2 separate regions of the Homo sapiens genome follow, and region 1 is linked to region 2. Evidence: read pairs that join two places in POLR2A ChIA-PET (ENCODE). Cell type or tissue: Panc1. All regions are shown on one strand. Each heading gives the region's core, and the rest is flanking DNA. Links, peaks and the distances in the headings are about the cores only.

The links. Peaks named below come from ENCODE experiments on the same cell type or tissue, not always from the same donor. Only the 100,000 strongest peaks of a DNase experiment are listed, where the experiment ranks them.
Region 1: POLR2A ChIA-PET joins it to region 2 with 8 read pairs; 2 of 35 experiments call an interaction of 5 or more read pairs at or near these places.

What each region holds. Positions count from the first base shown.
Region 1 is chr12:31,369,659-31,381,495 of GRCh38, reverse strand. No RefSeq gene overlaps it. Among named protein-coding and RNA genes, the nearest start is that of LINC02387, 6.3 kb to the right of the region's middle. RefSeq lists enhancers at 9,938-10,546, 10,547-11,154. In Panc1, for the core only: no CTCF peak of the experiment used is centred there; no DNase peak of the experiment used is centred there.
Region 2 is chr12:31,493,830-31,505,666 of GRCh38, reverse strand. DENND5B (DENN domain containing 5B) reads left to right here. Exons shown (of 21, transcript NM_144973.4): 2 at 9,748-9,857. Among named protein-coding and RNA genes, the nearest start is that of DENND5B-AS1, 90 kb to the left of the region's middle. In Panc1, for the core only: no CTCF peak of the experiment used is centred there; no DNase peak of the experiment used is centred there; H3K4me3 peaks cover 220 bases; H3K27ac peaks cover 1,474 bases.

The sequences.
Region 1 (11,837 bases), core at 3,441-5,940, 120 kb after region 2:
CAGGCTGGAGTGCAGTGGTGCAATCTTGGCTCACTGCAACTTCCACCTCCCAGGTTCAAGTGATTCTCCTGTCTCAGCCTCACGAGTAGCTGGGACTACAGGTGCGTGCCACCATGCCTGGCTAATTTTTTGTATTTTTAGTAGAGATGGGGTTTCACCATATTAGCCAGGATGGTCTCGATCTCCTGACCTCGTGATCTGCCCAACTCGGCCTCCCAAAGTGCTGGGATTACAGGCGTGAGCCACTGTGCCCGGCCCTAAAATACACGTTAAATTATTGCTCTCATAGTTTATATTCCAGTGGAGGAGTTACATAATAAACATACGTAATAAATATAGTAATTAGATAGCAATAATAGTGGCGGGATGCAGTGGCTCACGCCTGTAATCCCAGCACTTTGGGAGGCCATGGAGGGTGGATCACAAGGTCAGGAGTTCGAGACCAGCCTGGCCAACATGGTGAAAACGTCTTTACTAAAAATACAAAAATTAGCCAGGCGTGGTGGCATGCACCTGTAATCCCAGCTACTCGGGAGGTTGAGGCAGAAGAATTGCTTGAACCTGGGAGGCGGAGGTTGCAGTGAGCCAAGATTGTGCCACTGCACTCCAGCCTGGGTGACAGAGCAAGACTGTCTCAAAAAAAAATAAATAATAATAGCAAATGGCCGGGTGTGGTGGCTCATGCCTGTAATCCCAACAGTTTGGGAGGCTGAGGCAGGCAGATCTCTTGAGGCCAGGAGTTCAAGACCAGCCTGACCAACATGGTGAAACCTCATCTCTACTAAAAATACAAATATTAGCCAGGTTTAGTGGTGGGCGCCTGTAATTCCAGCTACTGGGGAGACTGAGGCAGAAGAATTGCTTGAACATGGGAGGCAGAGGCTACAGTGAGCCGAGATCATGCAACTGCACTCCAGCCTGGACAATAGAGTGAGAATCTGCTCAAAAAAATAAAAATAAAAAATAAAATAACAGCAGAGAAGAGGGATTGAAAGTATAGTTGGGGCTGCTGACTACAATTAATGGGTTGCTAGGGAAGGCCTTACTGAAAAATGGAGTTGCCTTTAACTGAGATTGGAAAAGCTGTAAAAGAAAACAAGTTTGGCTGGGCACGGTGGCTCATGCCTGTAATCCCAGCACTCTGGGAGGCCAAGGCAGGCGGATCACCTGAAGTCAGGAGTTCAGGACCAGCCTGGCCAACATGGTGAAACCCCGTCTCTACTAAAAATACAAAAAACTAGCTGGGCGTGGTGGTACACACTTGTAATCCCAGCTACTCGAGAGGCTGAGGCTGGAGAATCACTTGAACCCGGGAGGTGGAGGTTGCAGTAAGCCAAGATCGCACCATTGCACTTCAGACTGGGGGACAAGAGCGAGACTTCATCTCAAAAAAAAAAAAGGAAAAAAAGAAAAGAAAAGTTTGTGGGAGGAGCATCAAGAGCTACTTTTGGGGATAACAAATTTGCGATGCTTTTGAGACACCTTTTAGACATCCAGATAGAGATGCTGGGTAAGCATCTGCACATATGGATTGGGAGTTCAGGAGAGAATAATAGTGTATTCATCACGGTCCAATCAGGAGACAGAAACCACACAGCAATTTGAACTGGGGTAGTTGAATGTAAAGAATAATGTAGGCTGGGCGTGGTGGGTCACGCCTGTAATCCCAGCACTTTGGGAGGCCAAGGTGGGTAGATCATGAGGTCAGGAGTTTGAGACCAGCCTGAACAACATGGTGAAACCCTATCTCTACTAAAAATACAAAAAGTAGCCAGGCGTGGTGGCGCGTGCCTGTAACCCCAGCTACTCTGGAGGCTGAGGGAGGAGAATTGCTTGAAGCCGGGAGGCGGAGGTTGCAGTGAGCCGAGATCGCACCACTGCACTCCAGCCTGGGCAACAGAGAGGGACTGTCTCAAAAAAAAAAAAAAAAGTATAATGTATTAGGGTTCTCCAGAGAAACAGAACTAATAGGATATGTTATAGATAGAGAAACATTTTAAGGAATTGGCTCACACAATTGTGGAGGCCTGGGGAGTCTAAATCTTTATTGTGGGCCATCAGGTTGGAGACTCAGGGAAGAGACAGTTCAAGCCAAAAGGCAGTCTGCTGGCAGAATTTCTTCTTGCTCAGGAGGAAGTCAGTCTTTTTTATATTAACTCCTTAAACTGGATGAGGCCCACCCATATTACGGATAGTAATTTGCTTTACTCGAAGTCCACCAATTAAAATGTTAATCTCGCCAGGCACTGTAATCCCAGCACTTTGGGAGGCCGAGGTGGGTGGATCACAGGGTCAGGAGTTCGAGACCAGCCTCACCAACATGGTGAAACGTCGCCTCTACTAAAAATACAAAAATTAGATGGGCATGATGGCACACGCCTGTAATCCCAGCTACTCAGGAGGCTGAGGCAGGAGAATCGCTTGAACCCAGGAGGCAAAGGTTGCAGTGAGCCGAGATCATGCCACAGCACTCCAGCCTGGGTGACAGAGCAAGGCTCCATCACAAAAAAAAACAAAAAACAAAACCATTAATCTCATCCAAAAACACCTTCATAGTAGTATCCAGAATAATGTTTGACCAAGTTTCTGGGCACCCTGGCCCAGTTAAGTTGAACTAAGATTACCTATCACAAACAATAACAAGAAATTGGAATAATGGAGGATCTGATGCCAGGTGATGAAAACAAAACTCTTAATATAAGAAAAACATTTATAGGGAACAGCCATTAACTATAGGGCTGAGTTGGCTGGGCGCCGTGGCTCACATCTGTAATCCCAGCACTTTGGGAGGCTGAGGCGGGCGGATCACGAGGTCAGGAGATCGAGATCATCATGGCTAACATGGTGAAACCCCATCTCTACTAAAAATTAAAAAACTTAGCCAGGCATAGTGGCGCATGCCTGTAGTCCCAGCTACTCTGGAGGCTGAGGCAGGGGAATCGCTTGAACCCAGGAGGCAGAGGTTGCTGTGAGCAGAGATCACACCACTACACTCCAGCCTGGGCAACAGAGTGAGACTCCGTCCCCCCCAAAACAAAAACAAAAACAAAAAACAAAAAAAACCGATAGGCCTGAGTCAAGGCAAATCTAAATGAGCCCCCTCTGCCTGAGGTTGAACCAGACCCTGACAGAGGGTACAACCTTCTCTCTGGGTGGCAAAGAAGTTTACTGAGGCTGGGCACAGCGGCTCACACCTGTAATCTCAACACTGTGGGAGGCTGAGGCAGTCGGATTGCTTGAGCCTAGGAGTTCGAGACTAGCCTGGGCAACATAGCAAAACCCCGTCTCTACTAAAAATACAAAATATTAGCCTGGCGTGGTGGCACGTGCCTGTGTTCCCAGCTACCTGCAGGGCTGAGGTGAGAGGATTGCTTGAGCCCCAGAGGTGAAGGTTGCAGTGAGCCGAGATCGTGCCACTGCACTCCTGTCTGGGCAATAGAGTGAGACCCAGTCTCAAAAAAATAAAAATGAGTTTACTGAGACATTTAAAATAAGTGGACTTGTTTGGAATCTGCCCCCAGGTGCCAAGGACACATCCATGAGGAGGTGCCATACTCCAGAACTTGCTGGGACACCACAGAGGAAATTCAATGTCTTGGTCTGGATTTGGGGAGCTATAGCTGGACTTTAGATATAAATTTGGGAGTTTCCAGCATGTATAAATGGAACTTAATGTCATGAAACCAATATTAAATCATGTGTTCATGAGAACACAAAGGGATTGAGTTATTAAATCTAAAACATTGATTTTAATTTTGTGATATGGATGTGGCATGATTTGTTTGACATTTAGATTACTCTCATTTTTTTCACTATTCTGAACAATGTTACGATGAAAAACGTTACAGGCACGGTGACTCAACCCGTAATCCCAGCACTTTGGGAAGATGAGGCAGGAGGATCACTGGAGCCCAGGAGTTCAAGACCAGCCTGGGGAACATACTAAGACCCTGTCTCTCTACTAAATAAATAAATAAATAGAAAAGAAAGACATCTAAATAGCTCCCAATGTTTCTCTATTCCAAAAAAACTATAATGAACAAACATCCTTATTTTGTAAGAAATTACCTCTTTTATTTATTTATTTATTTATTTATTTATTTAAAGATGGAGTTTCGCTCTTGTTGCCCAGGCTGGAGTGCAATGGCATGATCTCGGCTCATCGCAACCTCTGCCTCCCAGGTTCAAGCGATTCTCCTGTCTCAGCCCCCCTAGTAGCTGGGATTATGGCATGCGCCACCACGCCCGGCTAATTTTGTATTTTTAGTAGAGACGGGGTTTCTCCATGTTGGTCAGGCTGGTCTCAAACTCCCGACCTCAGGTGATCCGCCCACCTCGGCCTCCCAAAGTGCTGGGATTACAGGCATGAGCCACCGCGCCCGGCCTAGAAATTACCTCTTTTAAAGGTCAAAGGCAAATGTTAACAACTCCATAGGATTCAACCTAATATTTTTGATAATTCTTTTGATTCTTTATCCTGACATGTACTGTACTTTGATTCAAATATATACGATTTTAGAACATGTTGAAAAAAGGAAAAAAAAAGAGCAATTAATGTGGGTTGCAAAGCCTAAAAATAAGTCACTCAAATGAGGGCTGGTGCGTGGGCCAGATGCTCCCTGTTCTCTAGAATAATATAAGCTTGAGGTCTATCATTTGCTTAACCCATAGCCTGTGTTCTTTTTTTTTTTTTTTTTTTTGAGACGGAGTCGCCCTGTCGCCCAGGCTAGAGTGCAGTGGCATGATCTCAGCTCACTGCAACCTCTGCCTCCCAGGTTCAAGCAATTCTCCTGCCTCAGCATCCCAAGTAGCTGGGATTACAGGCATACACCACCACACCCAGCTAATTTTCTTTGTATTTTTAGCAGAGACAGGGTTTCACCATGTTGGCCAGGCTGGTTTCAAACTCCTGACCTCAAGTGATCCACCTGTCTCGGCCTCCCAAAGTGCTAGGATTACAGGCGTGAGCCACTGCGCCTGGCCAACCTGTGTTCTTAAATGCCTCAAAACTTTCTTGAATTTCTCACTTATATCCTATTCAAAAATAACAAAAAGGCTGGGCGCAGTGGCTCACGCCTGTAATCCCCCTACTTTGGAAGGCCGAGCCGGGCGGATCACAAGGTCAGGAGATCCAGACCATCCTGGCTAACACGGTGAAACTCCGTCTATACTAAAAATACAAAAACATTAGCCGGACGTGGCGGCGTGCGCCTGTAGTCCCAGCTGCTGGGGAGGCTGAGGCAGAAGAATGGCGTGAACGCGGGAGGCGGAGCTTGCAGTGAGCCGAGATGGCGCCACTGCACTCCAGCCTGGGTGACAGAGCAAGACTCCGTCTCAAAAAAAAAAAAAGCTTCAAAACATGAAGAAGGAAAAAAGCCTGATGGAATCAATGAGAAATAGACAAATCTTCAATTATAGTCAGATCCTGTTGTCAATAATTGATAGAATAGAAAATCAGGGCCGGGCACAGTGGCTCACGCCTGTAATCCCAGCACTTTGGGAGGCCGAGGCAGGTGGATCACGAGGTCAGGAGCTCAAGACCAGCCTGGCCAGCATGGTGAAACCCCATCTCCAGTAAAAATACAAAAATTAGCCAGGCATGGTGGTGTGCGCTTGTAGTCTAGCTACTCAGGAGACTGAGGCAGGAGAACTGCTTGAACCCAGGAGGCAGAGGTTGCAGTGAGCTGAGATCGTGTCACTGCACTCCAGCCTGGGTAACAGAGCGAGACTCCATCTAAAAAAAAAAAAAAAAAAAATTCCAACAAAACAACAGCAGAATATGCATTCTTTCCAAGTACACAAAAATCATTTATCAAGATTGGTCAGGCCGGGCACAGTGGCTCATGCCTGTAATCCCAGCACTTTGGGAGCCCAAGGCAGGCTTATCACTTGAGGTCAGTACTTTTGAGAGCAGCCTAGTCAACGTGATAAAACCCCATCTCTACCAAAAAATACAAAAATTAGGTGAAAAAATTAGCTGGGCGTGGTGGCAAGGGCCTGTAATCCCAAACTACTCAGGAGGCTGAGGCAGGAGAATCACTTGAACCCAGGAGTCGGAGGTTGCATTAAGCTGAGATCATACTACTGCACTCCAGCCTGGGTGACAGAGCGAGACACTGAAACAAATAAAATAAAACACAGGGAAAATCTTTTTCACCAAAGATTTCTTAGATACAACAAGAAAATGCAGTACATAAAATAAAAACTTGATAAAGTGGACTTCACAAAACTTTTTTCTTTTTTTTTTTTTTTGAGACAAAGCCTGGCTCTGTCTCCCAGGCTAGAGTGCAGTGGTGTGATCTCAGCTCACTGCAGCCTCTGCCTCCCAGTTTAAGTGATTCTTGTGCCTCAGCCACCCGAGTAGCTGGGATTACAGGCACTAGCCACCACACCCAGCTAATTTTTGTTATTTTTAGTAGAGACGGAGTTTCACCATGTTGGCAAGGCTGGTCTCGAACTCCTGACCTCAGTTGATCCACCTGCCTTGGCCTCCAAAAGTGCTGAGATTACAAGTGTGAGGATGTCATAAAATTAAGAATGGCCAGGCATGGTGTTTCATGCCTGTAATTCCAGGCATGGGATTATATCCTTTGGGAGGCCAAGGTGGGAGGATCACTTGAGGCCAGGAGTTTGAGATCAGCCTGAGCAACACGGCAAAACTCTGTCTGTCTCTCTCTCTCTACAAAAAGAAAAGAAAAAAAAAAAGATGGGCCAGGCGCAGTGGCTCACACCTGTAATCCCAGCACTTTGAGAGGCCAAGGCAGGTGGATCACCTGAGGTCAGGAGTTCAAGACCAGCCTGGCCAACATGGCGAAATCCAGTCTCTACTAAAAATACAGAAATTAGCCGTGTGTGGTGGCGCTTGCCTGCAATCCCAGCTACTTGGGTCGCTGAGGCAGGAGAATCGCTTGAACCCAGGAGGCGGAGGTTGCAGTGAGCCAAGACTGCACCACTGCACTCCAGCCTGGGTGACAGAGCAAGACTCTGTCTCAAAAAAAAAAAAGAAAAAAGAAAAAGATGGACAGTGTCTTTGTTCATTCAGGCTTCTATAAGAAAATACCAGCCTGGGCAACATAGGGAGACCCCATTTCTACAAATATCAAAAAATTGGCCAGGCATGGTGTCATGCACCTGTTGTCCCAGATACTTGGAAAGCTGAGGTGGGAGCATTGTTTGAACTCAGGAGGTTGAAGCTGCAATGAGCCATGATCATGCCACTGTACTCCAGCCTGGGTAACAGAGCAAGACCCTGTCTCAAAAAAAGAAAAGAAAAAAATACCATATGCGGGATGACTTATAAAGAATAAACAACAGGTCGGGTGTGGTGGCTCATGCCTGTAATCCCAGCACTTTGGGAGGCTGAGGTGGGCGGATCACATGAAGTCAGGAGTTTGAGACCAGCCTGACCAATATGATGAAACCCCATCTCTACTAAAAATACAAAAATTAGTTGGGCTTGGTGACGGGTGGCTGTAATCCCAGCTACTCGGGAGGCTGAGACTGGAGAATTGCTTGAACCTGGGAGGAAGAGGTTGCTGTGAGCTGAGATTGTGCCACTGCACTCTAGCCTGGGCAACAAGAGCAAACTCTGTCTCAAAAACAAAACAAAACAAAACAAAAAACAGACATAATTGTGGAGGCTGGGAAGTCCAAGAGCCAAGGTGCTAGTATCTGGTGAGAGCCTATTCCTCACAGACGGTGCCTTACAGCTGTGCACTCACATGGTGGAAGGGGTAAACAATCTCCTTTGGCCCTCTTATAAGGGCGTGAAGCCCATTCATCACCTCTCAAATGACCCCAACTCTTAATACTATCACATTGGAGATTAGGTTTCAATGTACGAATTTTGAGGGGATACAAAAGTTGTGACCATAACAATGATCAAGCTCATATGCTTCTTATTCTGACCAAAGATCTGGTGGAACATGTTTGCAGCAGAGGCCTTGGGTCCTGAAAGAAATAAATCTGCCAGGCCCAGGACTAAGTACTCTTCTACCAGAATGTATGCTCTCTGAAAGAAATTTAGGAGAATGCAAAGATAAGCCACAGACTGGTAGAGAATATTAGCAACACACATATCTGGCAAAGGGCTTGTATCCAGAGTATATAATGAACCCTCAAAATGCAATAATAAGATAAACAGCCCAACAACAAAAAAAGGGCAAATGGCCGGGCGCAGTGGCTCACTCATGCCTGTAATCCCAGCACTTTGGGAGGCCGAGATGGGCAGATCACGAGGTCAGCAGATCAAGACCATCCTGGCTAACACGGTGAAACCCTGTCTCTACTAAAAATACAAAAAAAAAAATTAGCCGGGCGTGGTGACCGGCGCCTGTAGTCCCAGCTACTCGGGAGGCTGAGGCAGGAGAATGGCGTGAACCCAGGAGGCGGAGCTTGCAGTGAGCCGAGATCGCATCACTGCACTCCAGCCTGGGGGACAGAGCAAGACTCCATCTCAAAAAAAAAAAAAAGCGTGCAAATGATTTGAATAGGCACTTCACCAAAGAAAAACATAAAAGGATGTCAAAAAGCCCACAAAAGGCTGGACACAGTGGGTCATGCCTTTAATCCCAGCACTTCAGGAGGCCAAGGCAGGAGGATTGCTTGAGCTCAGGAGTTTGAGAACATTCTGAGCAACATAGCGAGACCCTGTCTCTACAAATAGTTTAAAATTTAGGCCAGGCTCAGTGGCTCACACCTGTAATCCAAGCACTTTGGGAGGCCGAGGCGGGCAGATCACGACGTCAAGAGATGGAGACCATCCTGGCCAACATGGTGAAACCCCATCTTTACTAAAAATACAAATTAGCTGGGCGTGGTGGCGCCAGCCAGTAGTCCCAGCTACTTGGGAGGCTGAGGCAGGAGAATCACTTAAACCCAGGAGGTGGAGCTTGCAGTGAGCCGAGATCGCGCCACTGCACTCCAGCCTGGCAACAGAGTGAGACTCCATCTCTAAAAAAAAAAAAATTAGGCTGGGCACGGTGGCTCACTCCTGTCATCCCAGAAATTTGGGAGGCCAAGGCAGGTGGATCACCTGAGGTCAGGAGTTCAAGACCAGTCTGGCCAACATGGTGTAACCCCGTCTCTACTAAAAAAATACAAAAATCAGCCAGACCTAGTGGTGCGCACCTGTAATTCCAGCTACTTGGGAGGCTGAGGCAGGAGAATCACTTGAACCTGGGAGGTGGAGCTTGCAGTAAGCCAAGATGGCGCCACTGCACTCCAGCCTGGCAACAGAGCAAGTCTCCGTCTCTTAAAAAAAAAAAAAAAAAAATTAGGCCGGGCGCGGTGGCTCACTTCTGTCATCCCAGAAATTTGGGAGGCCAAGGCAGGTGGATCACCTGAGTTCAGGAGTTCAAGACCAGCCTGGCCAACATGGTGTAACCCCGTCTCTACTAAAAAAATACAAAAATCAGCCGGGCCTAGTGGTGCGCACCTGTAATTCCAGCTACTTGGGAGGCTGAGGCAGGAGAATCACTTGAACCCGGGAGGCGGAGGTTGCGGTAAGCCAAGATCACACCACTGCACTCCAGCCTGGGCGACAAGAGCAAAACTCTGGCAAAAAAAAAAAAAAGAGAGAGAATTACCTAATTCTCATAGATTTTAGTTTACGTATTTGTCTTTTTTTTTTTTTTTTTTTTTTTTTTGAGACAGAGTCTTCTCAGTTGCCTAGGCTGGAGTGCAGTGGTGCAATCTCAGCTCACTGCAACATCCTCCTCCGGGGTTCAAGAGATTCTCCTCTCTCAGCCTCCCGAGCAGCTGGGACTACAGGCACGAGCCACCTGGTTAATTTTTCTATTTTTAGTAGAGCCGGGGTTTCACTATGTTGACCAGACTGGTCTCGAACTCCTGACCTCAAGTGACCCACCCACCTCGGCTTCCCAAAGTGCTGGGATTACAGGAGTGAGCCACTGCGCCTGGCCTTGTATATTTAGTTTAGAACAATGCCTGGCACACAGTAAGAAAACAAAAAATGTTACCTACAAAAAAGAAAAAGGAATCCTACCTCTGAGTGCAGTCTCACCTGAATTCTTTCCCTCCCACCCCCACCTCTGGGTTTGTTAAGTCATTCTCCCCTCCCACAGGATCTGCACCACTGTTCCTCCTTTATCACACTCACTTGTCACACAAGTTTTTAACCTTTGGGCAGCTATAAATTCCTTTGACAATCTAAGGAAAGCTACACCATCCCCAGGAAAACACACATATGCACGCACACACACACTCTTAGGTACAATTCTGGGGTGCCTATAGAACTCTAACACTAACCTGCCTTTTTAGATCCCTGAGTTAAATGGACATTAATGTCAAAGACTCCTTATTCCTTTGGAGCAGCAAACCTCAACAGGTCACAGGAGATTCCCAGAGCAGATCCTTACTGCAAGGATCAGAGTCCAAACGAGGCTTCACCAATCTGAGCTCATCTGAGATGCAAATTGCATTTCTCCCAGGCGGGGAGAGGACTCTCATTGTTCCTTCCTGACTGCATTTTTAGAGCTGACCCTTCACCCTCATGGGGGAAGGGCGCTACAGGGATGAGGGCAGGGAGGAGGCCGGTTACCAAATGAAAGAATGGGGCTGCTGGAGATTCTAAGATCATTTATTTATAAACTTCTGCAGCCCTGCTAACATCCATGCTTGTGATTTACCTCACCTCTGTCTCCCAGTTGGTAATCAACAAACCCGTACTACCAAAATGACCTATGCTTCTGTCTTCTGCCGCAGGAGAGGGTGATAACACGGGAGGCTGCTCTCCCACCCCACCCTTTGAGAAAAAGAGGAAGACTGGCCAGTATAAACGTGGCAAATAGCCCTGTCACTTCCCATAAGTTCTGTAATCTCCGTGAGCTTCCATTTTGCCTTTAGAGTGGGAATAATAAAACAGACCTCATACTTTTGTGTGAAAGCGAGGGAACTGCAAATCTCCTGCCCCTAGTAGCACTAATAATTGTTAGCTGCTGCTTCTTAATATTACATAGCACCTGGAAGGATGACGGGCCTGCTTGCTAAAGCTGGCTGTGAGTTTGGGGTCGGCTTGAGGAGAAGAGCAGAGTGCAGGGAGCTTCCTGGAACAGGGCCTGTCTGTCTTATACTTTCACTCTAGACAGCCCTTTCCCGTTTTGGTGTTCAGGAAATATGCCCCAGATCTTCAAGGGCTTCACCGTCCCTTCCCTTTAACTAGGATTCAGATGCCCTCATCTACAGACGGTTCCGTCATAAGGCCAAAAATGATTGGATTCAAAGGATCTGAAAGATTGGTCCAGCCCTTTCTTTATTCTGATTAGAAACAGTCCCAGAGGTGACGTGATTTGCCCAAAGTAGCGCAACTTCCTGGAACGAGAAACCAATCCTAAGATTTCCATGTCGGCGTTCTTTCCGCGGTGATCGGGTTACCTCCCAGACATAGGATTTACTTTTGAAAGAAAAGGAGCGGTCACACGGGAGAGGCATTGAAGGAAAAATTATTTGAATTTGGCAACTGCTTGTGGTGGGGGGATGAGAGGTGGAGGGTGATAAAGCGCCCCCTCACACTCACACACAAATAATGTGAACAATTTTAAATTGCTTTACTTTAGGAGATCATGGATTTTCCAGGGGGGCTGAGAACTTACCTGTTTACCCAGCCAAGTTAACAATACTCTGCATTGTTTACCTAACGCAGAGTAGGTACTGAAGAACTATTTGTCGCACGGATGACTGCATGACCGGATGCATCCCATTCCATCATAGAGTCAGATGAGGATTTGCAGAGCCAAGCCCCACCTGGGAGGCATGTTAAGTCCTTTCCAGTTCTTCTCAATTATGGCTCTGCAGTGAGTATCTTTTGTTCATAAATT
Region 2 (11,837 bases), core at 5,606-8,105:
GGGTTGTGTGTTTAGAAAGGATAACAAGCTTGTCATGGGCTAGAACCTGTGGTCTTCATAAATAGCTTAGTAGGATATATGGCTTTTTCTATGAAAGGTGGAGAACATGCATTAAAAATGGGCAAATTCTGGCCTGGGCATGGTGGCTTATGCCTGTAATCCCAGCACTTGGGAGGCTGAAGCGGGCAGATCATCTGAGGTCAGGAGTTTGAGACCAGCCTGGCCAAAATAATGAAATCCTGTCTCTACTAAAACTACAAAAATTAGCTGGGCATGGTAGCACACCTGTAGTCCCAGCTACTTGGGAGGCTGAGGCAGGAGAATTGCTTGAACCCAGGAGGCAGAGGTTGCAGTGAGCCAAGATCTCAACGTCACACTCTAGCCTGGGTGACAGAGTAAGACTCTGTCTCAAAAAAAAAAAAAAAAAGGCAAATTCTGTCTTATACTTGGAGAACTGTACTCGTGTATTTAAACATGTAACAAGCAATGTAGACAGTTACCAATAGAAGGTACGATATAGTCAGGGGTTAGTATTATAGTCAGAAAGTCAAAACGAACACAAATAAAAACTCAGGCTAGTAAACACATGAATAGCTAACTGCTGTAATAACAACCCCATAATACTTCAGTGGCATGAGACAATAAAAGTTTTTCTCATTCACGTTTAGTGTAATGTAGGCCAAGGTGGGAGGCACTCTACTTCACAAAGATATTTAGTGACTCAACTTTCTTCCACTTTGAGAACTGTCCATCTTTTAAGGCCTCCTTTGCATTTAGCTGATAGATGGCAGAGGAAAGATAGATTGTGTGCCTTGACCCGGAAATGACGTCATTGCTGCCCACATATCATTGGCAAGAACTAATCGTTTGACCCCCACCCAGAAGCAGATTTTCTTTAAAACTTCTAGGCTCCTGGGGTTATCTGTCAGGGCAGGAAGAGAGGGAAATAGTGTGAGACTTAGCTTTGTTTTGTGGAGAAAGTCTCTGGTCACAAACAGGCTATGATGGAAGTGGATAGTGCAGGAGGTAACTTACTGGGGCCCTCCTAGTGGGAAGGTTTAGGGAGGAGAGTGAGTGAAGAAATATTTAACCATGATGATCAGGCTGAAAAACAGCCCCCAAGGTTCATAAATCTCAAATATTCCTCTTCATTTGCAACCCCACAAGCATGCTATAGAAATCTCTACCAGTAACTTTGAGCTGGGGATGGGGTCCCTATTTCCACTGCCAACTGAGAGGAAGCGTGAAGCAACCAGAAGGCCAGATCTCATATTCCTTTGGTGAAGAGAGATGTGTTCTTGGCATTCTAACATCATCTACATTCATAGTAGCAGAACTTTTGTGCTATATTTCATGTATTTTATGGAGATTGAGAAATTTTAGGAGTTCAGTATTTCCAGAGCTGCCCATGTACATTCTAGTATGTTAAGTTAAAAAATTAGTCACACTTCTTTTTAAATTATACATTATCTGTTTAAATATATGTCCTATAAAGTAGACTTTAAAGTCCAAACTTTATATAAATGGTGATTTACGTTATAGCGCACTTGAATCAGATGTACTTATTTCACTGGAAATTCTCTGAATTATTTAAACTGAAGTTAATTGGACTTTGGTAATCTAGAGGCAAGGATGAAATATTTGAATATGTAAATCTATTAAAATGATTTTTGCTTATGTGTAGTTCTCTATATAACTGGTTAAATTGACCTGGAATAGCTTTCATGTCTCATTTTATTAATGATTTTGTTTAAAACTAGGCTTCTGGGGTTACCTGTCAGGACAGGAAGAGAGGGAAATAGTGTGAGACTTAGCTTTGTTTTCTGGAGAAAGTCTCTGGTCAGAAACAGACTATGATTTTATCAGTGAGACATGAAATCAAACATGATAAACCTCTCTGATAAAACCGGAAACGAGGACTATGTGAAGTAATTGGAACTATTGGTAAATATTCCTAGTGATAACCTGAACATAGCCAAGAGTTTCTGCCTTAATCAGGGGAAAATACAGGCTTAAGATAGGAGCTGGGCAAAATTGTTAGACCAGTTAATGGATTTGTTTCCCTACTTTGCATCTCATTTTGTGGAAGTGATTTTCAGTGTCAATTGTTTGTTTAGACACAGAGTTTGGCCCTGTTGCCCAGGCTGGAATGGATCACAGCTCGTTGCAACCTCCACCTCCTGGGTTCAAGCCATCCTCCCACCTCAGCCTCCTGAGTAGCTGGGACTACAAGCACCTGCCACCACGCCCAGCTAATTTTTATATTTTTTGTAGAGACAGGGTTTTACCATGTTGCCTAGGCTGGTCTCAAGCTCCTGAACTCAAGCGATCTGCCCACCTCCACCTCCCAAAGTGCTAGGATTACAGGCATGAGCCACTGCACCCAGCCTTCATTGTCAATTGTAAAGCTCATGCTTGCTTTTCCTAACGGGGAGATTTTTGTGTCATAGTGTAATTCCCCTCTCTCCTCCTCTCATGAGTAGCTGTTATCCCTGTAAACTAAAGGGAAGAGAAATACCTGTAGTATATATTTAATTATTGAGGTCTCCTTCTTGAATTCTTTCATGCTAGTCCCATATGTAACAATTGTTTCCCTCCCAGAAGTGTGTTTCTGGAGGAGGGTGCTGACTTCTGTGCCCTCTGTGGCACCCTTAACCAAGGACTTGGATGTTTGCTCAGAGGTCTTTCAGCTATCTATCCATGACCATGGATGTCAGTTCACAGCCCTGGCTGTTCCTCAGAGATCTAAGTAACCACTTTGATGATTTCAGGGTTCTCTTAGATATTTGTAATAAACCGATTCCTTTATTACTCTAGTTCAGTTCTGTAGGCAGCTTTCTCAGCCCTTTGTTGTTTTTGTTGAGGAGAGAGTATGAAAGGTTTCTGTAAACCTTGTTTGGGATATTCAGTTCTCACAGTATCTGTGGGTAAGTAGCCCCCCAGCGTAGAAGCTTAATATTTGTTGCTGTCCTTGGATCATCAAACGTTGGGGGTGTGGATAGCAAGCTCTCTTGGCCATTGGTACCCTACATTATCATTATTGACTATTTAAAAGAAAGACTCTGACATCTCTTTAAAGATATCTGAGTTTTAGACATCTGAGTAACCAATAAAAGACATTCAGAAGTTTTTACACTCTTCAAAGCTGCTAAGTTATAGCCTGTGTCGTTACAGTAGTAAACTTTCCTCCAAGAGTTGACACTTTATAATTATGCTTAGGAATATTATTGACGAAATGGGATATCAGTATAAAGCAAATTTCAGCTTATGTTTGCATTGATAAACATGATTTATAAAAGGTAGATTACTTATAAGATTGAATATAATGTTTTTTTTGTTTTTGTTTTTGTTTTTGAGACAGCTTTGCTCTGTCACCCAGGCTGGAGTGCAGTGGCGTGATCTTGGCTCACTGCAACCTCCACCTCCCGGGTTTGAGGGATTCTTCTGCCTCAGCCTCCCAAGTAGCTGGGACTACAGGTGTGTGCCACCACACCCGGCTAATTTTTGTATTTTTAGTAGAGATGGGGTTTCACCATATTGGCCAGGCTGGTCTCGAACTCCTGACCTCGTGATCCGCCCACCTCCGCCTCCCAAAGTGCTAGGATTACAGGCGTGAGCCACTGCGCCCGGCAAGATTGAATATAATGTTGCTGGTGTTTTTACCTTAAATACTGGAATGTAATTTCTAAAATAAAGTTGTTTTTATATTTGCAGAAAAATTGAGAATGGAGTTCCCATATACTTGCCTCACCCCACACACACAATTTCCCCTATCATTAACCTCTCGTAGTATGGTACATTAGTTATAATTAATGAATAAATATTGATACATTATTGCTAACTAAAGTCTACACTCTATTTAGATTTCTTTTTTCTTTCTTTTTTTTTTTTTTGAGATGGAGTTTTGCTCTTGTTGCCCAGGCTGGAGTGCAGTGGCGCGTTCTCAGCTCACTGCAGCCTCCACCTCCCGGGTTCAGGCAATTCTTCTGCCTCAGCCTCCCAAGTAGCTGGGACTACAGGCATGCACCACCATGCCTGGTTAATTTTGTATTTTTAGTGGAGACAGGGTTTTGCCATGTTGGCCAGGCTGGTCTCAAACTCCTGACCTCAGGTGATCCGCCTTCCTTGGCCTCCCAAAGTATTGGGATTACGGGCATGAGCCACTGCGCCCGGCCTCTATTTAGATTTCTTTAGTTTTTACTTAATATTCTTGTATTCGTCTGTTTTCATGCTGCTAATAAAGATAGACTTGAGACCGGGCAATTTATAAAGGAAAGAGGTTGAATTGACTCACAGTTCCATAGGGCTGGGGAGGCCTCAGGAAACTTACAATTGTGGCGGAAGGGGAAGTAAACACATCCTTCTTCATATGGCAGCAGCAAGGAGAAGTGCAGAGTGAAGTGGGGGAAAGCCCCTTATAAAACCATCAGATTTTGTGAGAACTCACTATCCCAAGGACAGCATGGAGGTAACCAACCCCATAATTCAATTACTTCTCACTGGGTCCCTCCCACGGTGTGTGGGGATTATGGGAACTACAATTCAAGGTGAGATTTGGGTGAGGACATAGCCAAACCATATCAGTCTTTTTTCTGTTGAGGTATCCCATCCCCATAAGTTGTCATGTCTACTTAGGCTCCTTTTGGCTATGACAGAATCTCAGACTTTCATTGTTTTTGTTGTCCTTGATAGTTTTGATGAGTACTTATCAGATATACTATAGGTTACTCCTCCTGGAATTTGATGTTTTTCTTATGATTAGACTGGAGTTATGGGGTTCTGTGATAAGACTGTTTAACCTTGTAAGGAATTGCCAAACTCTCTTCCAAAGTGGCCGTACAATTTTGCATTCTCATCAGCAGTGAATGAGAATTACTGTCACTTCCTATCCTTGTCAATATTTGGTATAGTCAGCTTTTGGGACTTAAGCCATTCTAATCAATATGCAGTGGTTGGGATGTAATTTTTTTTTTTTTTTTTTTTTTTTTTGTGACAGTCTCACTTTGTCATCCAGGCTGAAGTGCAGTGGCATGATCTCAGATCACTACAACCTCCACCTCTTGGGTTCCAGTAATTCTCCTGCCTGGCCTTCCTGAGTAACTGGGATTATGGGCACCCACCACCATGCCCAGCTAATTTTTGTATTTTTAGTAGAGATGAGGTTTCACCATGTTGATCAGGCTGGTCTCGAACTCCTGACCTCAAGCAATTCACCTGCCTCGGCCTCCCGAAGTGCTGAGATTACAGTTGTGAGCCAACATGCCCAGCCAGGATGTAATTTTTTAAAGTTGGTCATTTAGTCTTACTGTCATACTTTTTAGGTTGAGCATTCCTAATCCAAAAATCTGAGATCCAGAATACTCCAAAATTTGAAACTTTTTGAGGCCAGTATTCTAATTTTCTAATTAGGGATGCTCTTTAATTTTTAAAGTTGGTCATTTAGTCTTACTGTCATACTTTTTAGGTTGAGCATTCCTAATCCAAAAATCCGAGATCTAAAATGCTCCAAAATTTGAACTTTTTGAGTGCCAGTATTCCAATTTTCTAATTAAGGATGCTCAACCTGTAAATATAATGCAAATATTTCAAAATCTGAAACAGTCAGAAATCCAAAACCCTTCTTGGTCCTAAGCATTTTGGATAAGGGATACTCAACTTGTATGATATCTGACTATAGAAGCATTAGCTTTCTCCTAATATTCCTCTTTAAGTAAGCATTAAGAAGAGAATATGTGTGCTATTTCCCATACAAAACCTGTTAGAGATATTTAATAGCATTTCACTTATTTTGTTAAAATTACCTATTCTCTTTGCTTTCATTACTAATCCCTTATCAGCTACATTCCATTGGTGTTAAGCTACATTCTAATGTTAATGTCTCCTGTGTGATTGCTTTTGGTTAATTATTCTCATTTTCCATTCTTCAAAGTCATTTTTGCTTTTTGTTTGTTTTTATTTGTTCATAAAGCTTTTTTGTTTCTGTTACATTATGTAGTTTTGTACCAATGGCTAGAAGCAGATCGTCATGGCAAGAGCCAAGGTGCTGCAAATACGACTTCAGGTAAAAATAAAATTAAGAACAAGGATGGGCTATTATAAATCATTATTTTAATTGACTGCAAGCCCATTATAAATGTTTCTTTATTCAGTTTTGCTTGGTCAGACTTGTAGATGTTATTTTATGTTTCTCTTCTCTCATCTGCATCTTAATTTTCATAAAGACTTCATTTGCTTCAAGCCTTGAAAACATGTATTCAGTAGTCTTTAAGCTCTCTTGGCAGATATTTCCTACTTTCTTAGGAGGAAAGGATTAATTGCAGCTTCAATTTAGTAGGAGGTTATTTGGCAGTGTTACTTGGAGTTAAGTTGATATGTAGTTGTAGCAGTCGTACAAATTTATAGTCCTTGTTTGTTTCAAGATAATATTTAAAAGGTAAATTTTAAGTACAGGATGCTTATGTAATTTTTCATTTCCTGGGAATCCAAATTCTTAGACTTGGTTATTTTCCTGTTTTTTTTTCCCAGCAGTAAATTCTAAGTTAGAGGTAAAACTTGTGTTTAAAATGAGAAGTATAGGTTGTTCCCCCATCTCTCATCCCCAAAAGTCATCACCAAGATTCTCTTCTTTTGGCCAGTGCTAGTAGGAATAGCTGCATCCAGTCATTTCTAAATTCTCTTTTTTTTTTTTTTTTTTGAGACGGAGCCTTACTCTGTCACCCAGGCTAGAGTGCGGTGGTGTGATCTTGGCTCACTGCAACCCCCACCTCCCGGGTTCAACTGATTCTCCTGCCTCAGTCTCCTGAGTAGCTGGGATTACACGTGCATGCCACCATGCTTGGCTAAGTTTTGTATTTTTAGTAGAGACAGGATTTCAGCACGTTCGCCAGGCTGGTCTCGAACTCCTGACCTCAAGTGATCCACCTGCCTCAGCCTCCCAAAGTGCTAGGATTACAGGCATGAGCCACAGTGCCCGGCCCATTTCTGAATTCTTAACAGTGATATCAGAATTTCTACATAGTTAGTTCTTCCCCTAATATCCTTCCAAATCATATTTGCCAAGACAGCTGTGTATATATAGCAATGATCTTTCCTGTTACCCCTTTTTTAAGCAGTCTAATAAGCAGTGGTGGTGGTGGTTTTGCTTTTCTTTTGTTAGATTTGTTACTGTTTTGTGGCTTTTTTTGTTTTTGTAAAATTATTTCTTTCTGGAGGTGGTTTCCTTCTTGTTGATTCTTTGTGTGTCAAGAAGGTGCAATGTTCCTTAGTTAACAGAACAATTATATTGAGAATGGCACTTTCATGACCTTTCTGATATATCTCCTGTCCCATTAATAACTTGATACATGAATGAAGATAATGTTATTTTAACTATACACAGGCAGGACTGAATTAAAAGGTAAGTGTTGCAAGGAGTTTTATGATAGGTTATGTCTTGTTTCTTCTGCTTCTGCAGTGTTTCATATTTTATTTACATTTGTGGATAATAAAAGCAAGTATTTCTGGTGTTAGAGGGTAGGTGAAGGAGAGGGTTTCTTGATGGCTATCATGAAGTTACGCTGTTGCTGTGTCAGTACACTATCAGCAGCTTAGACTATAACTGGGAGGAATTTTGTTTTTTCTCTAAAGTGAAATGAAAAGTAACCTAAAAAATCAATCTATCTTTCTTTTCTTTTCCTTTCTTTCCTCTCTTTCTTTCCCTTCCCTCCCCTCCCCTCTCCTCCCCGCCCCCTCCCCCTGCCCTTGCCCCTGCCCCTGCCCCTACCCCTCCCCTTGCCCCTCCCTGCCCCCTCCACTGCCCCTCCCCCTCCCCTTGCCCCCCCTGCCCCCTCCCCTTGCCCCTCCCTGCCCCCTCCGCTGCCCCTCCCCATGCCCCTCCCCCTCCACCCTCCCCATGCCGCTCCCCCTTACTTTCCTTTCTTTCGAGATGAGGTTTCACTATGTTGCTGGTCTCAAGTGATCTGCCCACCTCAGCCTCCCAAAGTGCTGGGATTACAGGCATGAGCCACCACATTCTGGCCAAGTAACTTTTTTTTAAATGAAGAAGTGAATAATTTACAATTTCTTAGTGTTCACAGGAAAATCTAGCATCAGCTTAAAAACATCATGGACTCTTCCTGAAATCAGTTCTGAGCCCTGAATCTGTTCTTCAGCCACATTGACTCTCATGGACAGTTTCACATTCCTCTGCTGACTTTTTGATGCTTACATACTCTAGAAGCTTGGTGCAAAAATTGATAAACTCTCCTTAAGGATGTCTGACAATTTCTCTTCTAGAAATGAATGCTCTCAACTCTTAGAAGATGGAAGTATGGAGTAGAAAAATACAGAGATGAAATGTTTGCCTAAATAAGTCAGAGGAATCTAAAGAAAATAATGATCATTAGCCAAGGACTTCAGTTAGAAATAGTAGTTTAGTTGCCTAAGCAAATGTATTTAAATTATGTGTCCTTGTTCAAAAAAATTCCTATGTATTTTATATTGTTGTCTCCAGCAAGATTTTTGAGTGTGACTTTTTCGTCCTTCTGCGATCTGTTTTGCATTCCAAGGTGGTTTTTTTTTTTCATATTTTTACCCAAAATAGAAACTGAGTCTAACTAGAAGTCAAATACAATTCATAAATCAAATTGCTTTGTGATATTTTTAATAGTATAAATACTGGTAAAGTGACATTTATCTTTTGCTGTAACAGCTAGTATTTTGCACTTAATTAGAACTCTAAAAGTAGGAAAACACACAACACAATAAAATTGTTGCAAGATCTTCTAGTTCCTTGATCCCAAATTTTTGACATTGGGAATTTAAGATCCGTCTACCTTAAAATATTTCATGAAACTAAAACATTTAGGGATAATAGGTCTTAAGGGAATTACTCTGGTTGAGGAGGTTAAAAAAACTAATCTGATAGCTATTATTGAATTTTCAATGTTTTACTTTTTAAAAAATTTATTAAAAAAAAAATAGGAAGAAAAGAAACGGGGTCTCACCATGTTGCCCAGGCTGGTTTCAAATTCCTGGGCTCAAGCAATCCTCCTACCTCAGCCTCCCAAAGTTCTGGGATTACAGGCATGAGCTACTGTGCCTGGCCTGAATTTTCTTAGTAATTAAAATGTAGCCTACTTTTATGTTTCCAGAATTTTGCCAGATAATGAATTTAACTTAGGATAGCTCATTTATTTTAAAAGGTTAGTATGTTTAATGTGTTCTGTCTACTAAACAGGATGACTCAGCAATGATGTTTCTAATTCTGTTAATTTTGTTACTGGAGAACCTGGATATGCAATCACATTTCTCAGAGATTTTTGTGGAAACTCAAGCAAAATTGCTTCCTTTGAGCACTGTAGCATGGGGGTCTAAGTGTGTATAAAATTTTAGGATCATAAGACATATGATTAGCTTAATGTAAGACTTTTCTTTTCTGAAGTAAATGTTTTCATATAGTTTATTATTACCACACACTGAAATGTGGACCATAATTAGGTTACAGCAATGATTATATTACCATATTTTGATTTTTAGTATCAGTTGAGTAGCCAGGATTTTAAAATTCAGATTCTGAAGTTTTAAATGCTGCTCTGTTGTTAACAGTTTTTTAGTTGTCCATCGGGATTTTACAATACAGATGGTTAGAGGCAGAAATTGAATCAGATCTCAACATTATCAGTCAGTAGTAGGACTATAAAATAAATAGAAAACTATGACATGCTTTTGGAAAAGTTCTAGATATTAACTATGTATTATTTGTTGTAGGCGAAAATTTTGACCAGAGTCCTTTGAGAAGAACATTCAAATCCAAAGTTCTCGCCCACTATCCTCAGAATATAGAATGGAACCCTTTTGATCAAGATGCGGTGAACATGGTATGTGTTTTTTTTCCCCTCATTTACTCTTTAGCCTTGTTTTCACTTTATTAATATGAAGGTAGTGACTGTATTTTGAATGTCTACCTTATTTCATTTCATTTATTCTTTAAGTGATTTTATAAGAAATGTGAGGCCGGGTGTGGTGGCTCACACCTGTAATCCCAGCACTTTGGGAGGCCGAGGCAGGTGGATCACCTGAGGTCAGTTTAAGACCAGCCTGACCAACATAGTGAAACCCCGTCTCTACTAAAAATACAAAAATTGGCCAGGTGTGGTGGCACATGCCTGTAATCCCAGCTACTCGGGAGGCTGAGGCAGGAGAATCACTTGAACCCAGGAGGCGGAGGTTGTGGTGAGCCGTGATCACGCCACTGCACTCCAGCCTGGGCAACAGAGCGAGACTCTGTCTCAAAAAAAGAAAAAAAAAGAAATGTGATACTCTCCTCATTTTAAAGATCTGGAAGCAGAAGCTCAGAGAAGCAAGTTACTTGCCCAGGGTTTCCATAGTTAATAAGTTTATACAATAGATCCTAAAAGCCCATTTTAGTTTCCTACTATTAAACTGTGTTGTGCATTTGTATTAATATGTAGAAGCTTTGATAAACAGTGATATTACTTTATTGGCCTGAGAGGAGCCTGATGGAAAGAGCCTGATTACAGTTCTCATGTTTCAAGGAATATTGTATGGTAGGCCTATAATTTGTCATTTTTACAGACAGTGTAAAGATGAAAAGCAACTTAATTGCGTTATTTAGGTACAGTAGAAATCTGAATTTGTATTATTGTTACCGGTGGATGGAGTCCAGCTTCTTGGTGTCTGGAACAAAAAATTGGACAAAACATACAAACAAAGCAAGGAAAGAATGAAGCGACAAAAGCAGAGATTTATTAAAAATGAAGGTACAATCCACAGGGTGGGAGCAGGCCCGAGCAAGCAGCTCAAGAGCCCATTATAGAATTTTCTGAGGTTTAAATACCCTCTAGAGGTTTTCCATTGGTTACTTAGTGTACACTCTATGTAAATGAAGTAATGGCCCACGATCAGTCTGTTTGGTTGTGGGAGGATATCAATCAGAAGCTGAAGCAAAGTTACACCCTACACAAACATACAACCAATCAGAGGCTGAAGTGAAGTTACAAAGTTACACTCCTATGCAAATGAAGACTTGGCCCACGACCATCCTGATTGGTTGTGGGAAGGAAACAATCAGAGGTACTTTCAGTTTTTAGTCTGTCATGCAGAAAAAGGGTAGGGGGAAGGTACAAAGGGAGTAGCCACTGGTCCTTTTGCTACTTGGGCATGGAAAGTTGGGGTTTTCCTTTTGATTTAGTTCTAGAAAGTCAGCATGAATCGGCCTTAGGTTCCCTGCCTCCAGACCCTGTTCTCCTGCCTCATAATGAGTTACCAGTGCTGATTAAATGTCTCTTTTATCCCTGCATGATGTTGTGCATCTATAAGCCCAGCTACTCAGGAGGTTGAGGCAGTGTGACTGCTTGAGCCCAGGAGTTTGAGACCAGAATGGGCACCATAGCAAGACCCTGTCTCAAAATAGGTAGGTAGGTAGGTAGGTAGGTAGGTAGGTAGAGGTAGGTAGGTAGGTAGGTGGATGGATGGATGGATGGATAGATAGATAGATAGATAGATAGATAGATAGATAGATAGATAGAAGATAGAGAGATAGTCAACCTTGAGAGGGTCTTAGAAATAAAGTAGGTCATAGTTTTCAGATTATTTAGGAAGGGCTCTTCTTAGAAGCCTGAATAATATTTGAGATGTTCATAAACTCTATGATTATATAATTCAGGGGGCCCCAAAGTAAGGAGGTAGCAGGCATGATAGATATAGAAATGAATTGGGTATATACGTAAGAATGGGAAAAAAATAAAAAAGATACAGAAATGATTAAAGGTGAACTGAGACACAGTGATAGCCATTGCTATTTTTGAGTTGTTTTGTTTGGTTTTTGTTTTTGTTTT